Linked DNA regions of Mus musculus: region 1 is linked to region 2. Evidence: chromatin loops called from intact Hi-C (ENCODE). Cell type or tissue: left cerebral cortex. All regions are shown on one strand.

Evidence for each region. Hi-C counts contacts between places; a loop is a spot of excess contacts. Peaks named below come from ENCODE experiments on the same cell type or tissue, not always from the same donor. Only the 100,000 strongest peaks of a DNase experiment are listed, where the experiment ranks them.
Region 1: it touches region 2 in a loop (2.6-fold over the local background); 1 of 42 quality-filtered maps calls a loop at or near these places.

The regions. Positions count from the first base shown.
Region 1 is chr10:121,045,400-121,049,399 of GRCm38, reverse strand. The region is part of intron 2 of Wif1 (Wnt inhibitory factor 1); the gene reads right to left. Among named protein-coding and RNA genes, the nearest start is that of Wif1, 13 kb to the right of the region's middle. In left cerebral cortex, a CTCF peak has its summit at 1,778 (motif pointing left); a DNase peak (open chromatin) is centred at 3,627.
Region 2 is chr10:121,228,249-121,232,248 of GRCm38, reverse strand. No RefSeq gene overlaps it. Among named protein-coding and RNA genes, the nearest start is that of Gm35404, 13 kb to the left of the region's middle. In left cerebral cortex, no CTCF peak of the experiment used is centred here; a DNase peak (open chromatin) is centred at 2,190.

The DNA of each region.
Region 1 (4,000 bases), 180 kb after region 2:
AAAAAGCAAAGCAAACACCAAGTGCACACGGAAAGATGGCCTCGAACTGACTCCTCCTTCAACCTATAGTGGTCTATTAGATGGAAGGTACTCGAGCCTCAAAAAATGTTGAAGTAGAAAATATTCCCCTAAGAAGTAGCTTACTTGCTTTAAATGATAACAACATAAACACAATCTTCAGTCTTAATCAACTTCTAAGTGAAAATAGAAATTAAGATTGTTAATTATTAACAATGTTAATTCATGAGTCATTAACAAAATTAACGTGAATTTTAATGGTGGAGGGTCAAATGACTTCACTAAGTACTGTAAAACCAAACACCAAAGTATTGTGCAAGTCTGCAGGAGACCATCTGGTTGTCCGTTGGAAGAAAAAGGACTCCCTTGGACTTCGCGTCAGAGGTAAATCCTCCCAATGGCAACCCTGGAGCAATCCTGGAAACAAGCATGCTACCAGGTTTGATCGCGCTCATCTTTGGCTTCCACAAACTGGTTTATCACGACTATTTCCAGGTGGCTTGCCTGGGAGAGTTGATTTGCTCTGCCACCTAGCGATAAGGGTAGCCTTAGTCAAATCCCAGTTGAGGTTTTTGTGACAGTTGGAAGGCATAATCCACGAGGCTCAAGGACAAGTCAGGAAGTGGAGAGGACCATGCTCCATGTGCTCCGTGCTCCACAGAGTATCTCGTGGAGCACCATGCTTAGCTCACCCTCTCTACCAGCCAAGACTCCCTCCCCAGGACTTTCCCAGTGCCTTGCTCACCCTCACTTACATGATGTTAGATAGTGCATTTTGCACTGTTATTTTGGGTCATACCTGTTTCCGTACCGTACTGTGAACTTCATGAGAGCAAGCTTTACAATCAACTCACTCCAATCTTTTCAGTGTTGGTCCTAGGCTTGGGCATTAGGTAGGGCCTTAATAAATATTGAATTAAGGTCAAAAAGAAAGAAAGGGGAATGGAAAGGACATGAAGGAGTTAACCTTCAAAACTCAGTATTTCTGTCATTCATATCGCGTCTTAGCTTGAGATTCAGATTTTCAAGTGTCTTTGCCATCTGGTGTGGAAAGTACTCATGGCTTCCAATGGAATCTCATTGTCTTTGCATCTCAAATGCTCACTTCTCTAACTACACTGCCATTCACTAAGCCACCTGAAGTCATTTTCTAATCTCTTATTTTCATTAATGTCATGTGCAGCTACTGATACTGACGGAGAAGGACAAGAATTCCTCCCTCCCTCCCTCCACATCCTACCTGGGTTTTGGCTCACCTTACTTTGTGTGTGGCCACTCATCAAATAATTTCCAAAGTGGCCCCAAGCCTCCAGTCAGACTTCAGTCTATCAACCATTATCCCTCACTCAGACACCATACCGTTTACCTTTAAATTTTCAGTGACTCCCTATTCATCATCTACAAGATAATGTCAACTATGGCATGCAAATAACTATCATAACCTTTCCTAAACTTACGTTTTTAGACACGCAACCCTCAGTTTCTGTACTTTAAGCTCTAACCACTCATAGTAATCGTTACTCTGCAAATAATACAGCAATGAGTCTCACGTCTGTGTGCCTTCCCTATGGGTCCTTCATTATAGCTTGAGTGTCCATCTAACAATCCCTGCCTTGACCGCTCTGCCTACTCTGCGTCTTTCCAGATGCCACTCAGATCTTGCCTGCTTAGCAACGGCATCTCTAGAATGTACGTGCTTGTTAATTTACCTCAACGGTAGCAAAAATTCCTCTGGGGTTAAGCCCTCATAGCGCCCCCCTCAGGACATCTGTGGAAACACAGCTGGCTTGTTTGGAGCTCTCCGCTAACCAGATGAAAGAGCTTTCTCTGAACAGGGGTAGCTTTGTGCCAGAGTATAAAGGCCGAGAAGCAAAATGTGGGCTGGATTTCAGCCCGCATCCCTTTGATCAGATTCTCAAGTGCAAGGAAACATTTTATCCATGTTGACCTGGAGGACACATCACATTGTTACAATTGCCTCAGAAATGTCAGCGTCTTTGTTGTATTGATCACAATTTATGGTTCCTGTTCTCAGATACAGGAAGCATCCATGTGTTCTTTGAATTGTTGATTGTTTTGGAATGAATAGAGCAGATTTGAGGAAAGCTTCTGGAATACACAGAATGTTTTTACACTTCTAACACGCACTTGATCAGTAGCCTGACTCCTTTATATTGGCCTTTCCTATTTGTAAGATGGGGAGAGCAACACCGCCTACCTGTAATACTTTGAATGTCTAAGCTCTGCCAAGGGCTCCTGTGTTTGAACACCTGGTCCCTACCTGGTGGCCCTGTTTCAGACGCTTGTAGAACACTTGGAACTGTGGGCTAGCTAGCAGAAGTGGGTTTCGGGGGTGGGCCTTGAAGGTGGTATTTTCTTCCGGTTGCAACTCTTCTCCTCTGCTCCAGCTATGCCAAGATGGGAAGGGCTTCTGTCACCAGAGCCTCCACCAGGCCTTCTGAGCCATGAGACAAAACAAAACGTCTTCCCCTGGCTTGCTTCTTCAGGTGCTTTGTCACAATAATGACAATGGTAACTAGCCCAGTACCATAGAGGTGTTGGGAGGATCTGGTGAGAGGGGATTCGTAAACAGTCCAGGGTGTACCTGATGGAGGCTGTGGTAAGGATTGGCTTCTGTTTCTCTGGGTGTTGGGAATGAACCCAGGCCTCGTGGATACTAGATAAGCAGTGCTGTGCTACATTCTAGGTCACTAATGACTATTATTCTTGATACAGAATTTAAAAAAAAAAAGTGAATGCTTTGAAGTAGCAATAAATACAACCTTGCTAGAGGAAAGAATCCTGGAGGCTTCTAAAACTGGAGGTAGATGGTTTATTCTGTATAAAGATGTCATTATGTTCACTGACTGGAGATGCTTTCCTGTAGGGAGAGACTCACGCTGGAGACGTTGGTAGGTTCAGATAGAACCGAACCGACACTCCTGATATGTAATCACCAAAACACAAATGGGCCATGTGACCTCTCCTACAGCTCTGGTGTTTCTTGCCTTGACCAAACGCCCTGCCTCGTGTCATCTTCCATGTGCCCCTCACACCCTGAGTATTCTCTCTTCCATAGGCTAAATCCAGACTCAGGCAGAGCCCACTTCTCTCCCAGAATGCACTTCTGCAACCCCTCTGGGTCTCCCTAGGCCAGGGCTTCTGTCCTCCCTGATTGACCAGCTTCATGAACACCCTTCCCATTGCTAAGCCATGTTCCCCGAGCCCAAACCAGCTGCTTCTGCCTCTGTGTCCCCAAAGCTCTGTGTTGACAGTGCTGTTTAGTGTTTGCACTAAAGTACAAAGTTTAGGTACTTTCCTAAAGGGTCTGGGCTTGAATCCTGACTCTGCTATTTATTCGTGGAGGGATCTTGGCTCTTCTGTGACTGGGTTGCCTTATCTGTGGAAGGACAGTAATAATTAGCCATGCCTCCTTTATTTGTCCAACATAGAATTACCAACTGTGCACTGGGAGCCAGGATGCTCTGGCATCAGGAGATATACAGTAAACAAAACAGAATTCTTGCTTCCATGAGCTCACAGGGAACAGAGAGACAGACAATTAAAGCCAAATGTAACCGAGCGCCTCCATCATTCTCAGCTGAGGAGTACTCAGAGTGTAGGGGACAGTGTGGTGGCTGTTTTAGGAAAGTCTCTCCGAGGAGGGAAGGTATAAATAGGGATCAAAGTGAGAGGGACATGCAGAATTCTGCAGGAAGAACATTCTGAACAAAAGGAATTTCAGGTACAAAAGTCCTGAGGTGAGAAAGGCAGGCATTTAGGGGTGGTGTGTGTGTGTGTGTGTGTGTGTGTGTGTGTGTCTGTCTGTCTGTCTGTCTGTGTGCATGTGTCTGTGTCTATGTGTGTGTGTGTGCATGTTATGTGTATATGTGTGTGTATGTGTGTATGTGTTTGTCTGTGTGTATGTGTGTGCAAGTGCATGTGTGTGTATGTGTGTGAGTACATGTATGTGTATGTGTGT
Region 2 (4,000 bases):
TAATGTTTTCTCTTTTCAACGAAGCGTGCGCATGCTTTCTTCTATCCACCCATGTGGGGAAAGTACATGTAATTATCCATCTACGTGCATATTCATTATGTATCCTGGAGGAACTGCTGTATGCGAGGGAAGGACTTAGCTCTGTGATAAGCAGGCCTTATACACTCTGTGGAACTTCATTTTGGTGGCAAGCAGAAGAGAAGGACACTCTCCTCATCCCAACACGTTTGCAAAGCAGCGACATTGAATGCTCTGGATACATCAGAGAGTGTGATGTCATCTGGTCTTCAGAAATGAGGAGGCCCTGGCAGATGGGATCAGGAGATAGCCGTGTGGAGCTGGGAGGGGAAAGAAACTCCACGTAGACTTAGGAGCCTGCGCAAGTTGACAGGATGAGACCAGAAGCTCATTAAAAGGGAAAGAAGCCCTGAGCTGTACTTAGAGATGATGGTCATGCCTGTTCCCATGGAAACTGACATGTCAGCTGAGCTTTGCCCTATAAGTGAAGATCTGTGTGATTGCTTGAGACATTTCTGCAGCAAAGATTTTTGCCCCTAGTACCAAGGGCTTTCCTTTCCTGCCAAATTGCCACTCTTCCCTTCTTGCAATCTTGGCAGTATCTGTGACAGTTGTTGTTGTTGCTGCTGCTGTTTTTGGCAGCTTGACACAAACTAGAATCATTAGGGAAGAGGGAACTCAACTGAGGGACTGTCTCTACCAAATTTCCTGTAGGGCATCTTCTTGCTTAATGATTGACGTGGGAGTGCCCAGCCTAGTATGGGCTGGCGTTCCTGGGGATGTCTAAGGAAGTAAGACTGAACAAGCAATGGAGAGCAAGCCAGTAAGCAGCATTCATCTGTGGTCTCTGCCTCAGTTCCTGCTTCCGGGTTCCTGTCTGTGTTCCTGCTCTGACATCCCTCCGTGATGGATAGTAATGGGGAACTGTAAGCCAAACTGGCTTTGGTCAGTGTTTTGTAACAGCCATAAAAAGCACACTAAGACAGTATCTAAGGTGAAGGGAAGGTTGAATGAGTTCTTTGAGATTTCATGTCTAAATTAGTAAAAGCCAGGGGTGGGGTGTTGGTGTACTAAATGTCCTCGTCATTCTCTCCTGAAGGTGTGTAGGCCTGAGTTTACACCCTGTTTGCACACCAGTTGCCTGACCTTGGGCAAGGCATGCACTCCCCTTGGAGTCTGAGTTGCTTGTCTAAAATCAATACGGAGCAGTACCTATCTTGGAGTACTTTGGTGGAACGTGGTGCTAGGTGCAGAGAGAAATGGAGTCTTTTGAATTGACTGGTCTGCAGGATTCGTATCCTTCACTCACAGGAGAGGGAGGTGGTGACTGTGCAATTGTGTTTCTAGCTGAGGAAGGTTGGTTGAAGTTGAATAATAAACACATGAGGCAGCCACAACTACCCCCTGAGAAAGGCCAGTTGTGTCCTATATTGTGTGTTGTGAGAGAACAATAGAGAGAGTTGCTAGGCTCTGTGTCTCCCTCTACAAAGCAAGGGCAGGATGAAATACAGAGTTCGATCCCATCAAGGGTTCCAGAGTGGCTATAACTCTGGTAGAGTGTGTGTTTAGCATGCACAAGGCCCTGGGTTTGGTCTTCGCCCCAAACTGACCAAACCACCAAACAAAACCATCCTGCAACATGTCATGCATTCAGTGTTCAGAATATGACTCCACCAGGGACTATTACTGATAAAGGTACTGAACTCTAAACTCTGGTTACACAGTAGAGCATCTAGGATGCTTTCCACACTTTCTGATGTCCAGGCCTCATTCCAGACATGCCGAGAACTACAAGGGAGCAGTCATCTTGCGGGGCCTCGGAGTTGAAGTTACAGTAGTGGCCGCAGTAGAAGTTCTGCCTTTGGGTTCTACTTATAGCACCATTGATAGTAAATCACTGAAATGGAGAGTCCGATGTCAACAGTTAGTATTAAAAATTACCTTTGGTGAGGTTTTAAGATTTTTCAGGTTTTGCCTAGGGTGGATAATTAGATATTTTAAGAAAGAGATAGATGTCATTGCTAGTTCTTGCAGCTCTTTTACCAAAATGTTCATAGCAGAAAGATACACGTTGCCAATTATGTTTTTAATTAGGGTAGAAATGTGTGTTGAGTTCTTTCATAGAGACGCATGCTAAATCTGTTTCAGGGAATCTTGCTTCTAAGACATTTTCTTTTTACCCAATTCCAGTCTGGCTTTGGCTCCCGTTCAAGAGAAGTCACTACTACAATGAAATATTTTCTGACACTCTGTGGAAATAGAAGTCCTTGATGTGTGAGTCCTTATTGATGCCTGGATTCCTGAACGCCAACACAAACAAGACCTATTTTTTTAGAAATGAAAAATATTTCAAAATGGAAGAGGGATGTATGTCATATTTACCCCCAAAATAGCATGCTATAATGAACCCAACATGGGAGAAGTTTTAAAAGGCTCAATCCTTCATGGGAAATTCTTGTTGATTTTTACTTGACTTTAATTGGAGGGGAGGAACATAACGGTATTTTAGCATGAAAATTGCCTAATGTGTACAATTGAACTCCAGTGTGTGTGGTCCACTGAGTGAATTTCAGAGGAGAAATGTCACAAATCATACACACACACACACACACAGAGAGAGAGAGAGAGAGAGAGAGAGTATGGTAAACATTCATTCTTGTCAAAACGGATGAGATCCAAGTTCATTTTTATGTGTAAATAATATTTCTCCTCCTGAATAAATCAGAATTTATTCAACGAGGATTCTATTTCTGGATGCATAGGTTGTTTTTAAGTTTTGCATGTTAGACAACACTTTGATGACTGTCTTTGGTCCATGTAGCTTTCTTTGTCAGCATACCTATTTCCTAGAGTTGGTCCAATCCGTTCACTACGGTAGAGATTTCTGATGTGCACTGTCACATTGCACTGGAGGCTCTGTTTACATGCCTACAGAAATGATTGCACCTTACTGTACTGCTTCAGGGCTGTTACATGCAGACTTATTTGAAGTCTAAAGTAAAAAGCCTGCCTTGAGAACTTGGCCATCCCCTTCCTAACTCCCCAAGCTCAGAGTGATGGTAAAACCTGAGAGAGCACTATGCACTTGTTGATTGGACAGAGAGTGCAGGCTGGGAGGGCGAAAGGAGTCGGAGGCTGTTGACACCGAACTTAGAAGAAATGAATGATTTTGTTACTCGCCAGTGTCTCAGAACAATAAACTCTCCCCTCAAGACAAGTTAGGATTGAAAAAATGGGAAAGCTAAAAAATACCACTGAAATTCTCAGGGGCCTCTTGTTTGAGATTGGCAGTTATAAAGTGTTCCAGATGGCTCTGGCCATTCTTTTGAACCTACCTTTAGGTTATATTGAAATTTCTTCTTTATTTCACCTGTTTTGGGTTTATCGGTTAGAAAACGACCAGGTGAGTGAACCAGACCCTCCTTAAAGCGCCACTGAACGAGAGGAATTTATGTTCCGGTCAGGAATTGTATAGCATGGCTGTGTGCTCACATTTATGAGCAAGTTAAGCAGTCGGGAATTTTATATTGGGATTTATGATACAAACTCATAGCGGGCACATCGTTGAGGTAAAGCATGGGGGTTTAAAGAGGGCAAAATTCCCTGCCTACAGAACATATTTAAATTCCTGAATTGATGGGAAAAACATGTGAGGATTTTATTCTGAAAATTACTTATGAGTCCAGACGAGAGACAGGAAAACATAAATATCACCGTCCTGCCCCCTACATCCCCCCCCCCCCCCCCCCGGTAGGTAGGGAAGCCCTGGCCGTTCTCGGAGCATGTGCGCACACCAGCGTTGTATAAGAGCGTTTCATTAGACGTTTAAGCAACTCCTATCCCTATTAATTCCAGAAGGGAAGTGAAGCCTGTGTTGAGTTGGTCGGCAAGACTTCAACATTCTCTAAAAGGCTGACCTACGCCTTGTGTATCCGTTGTTCTCGCAGCTCATAAAAGCCAGCACAAAGGGCCTACCAGCTGG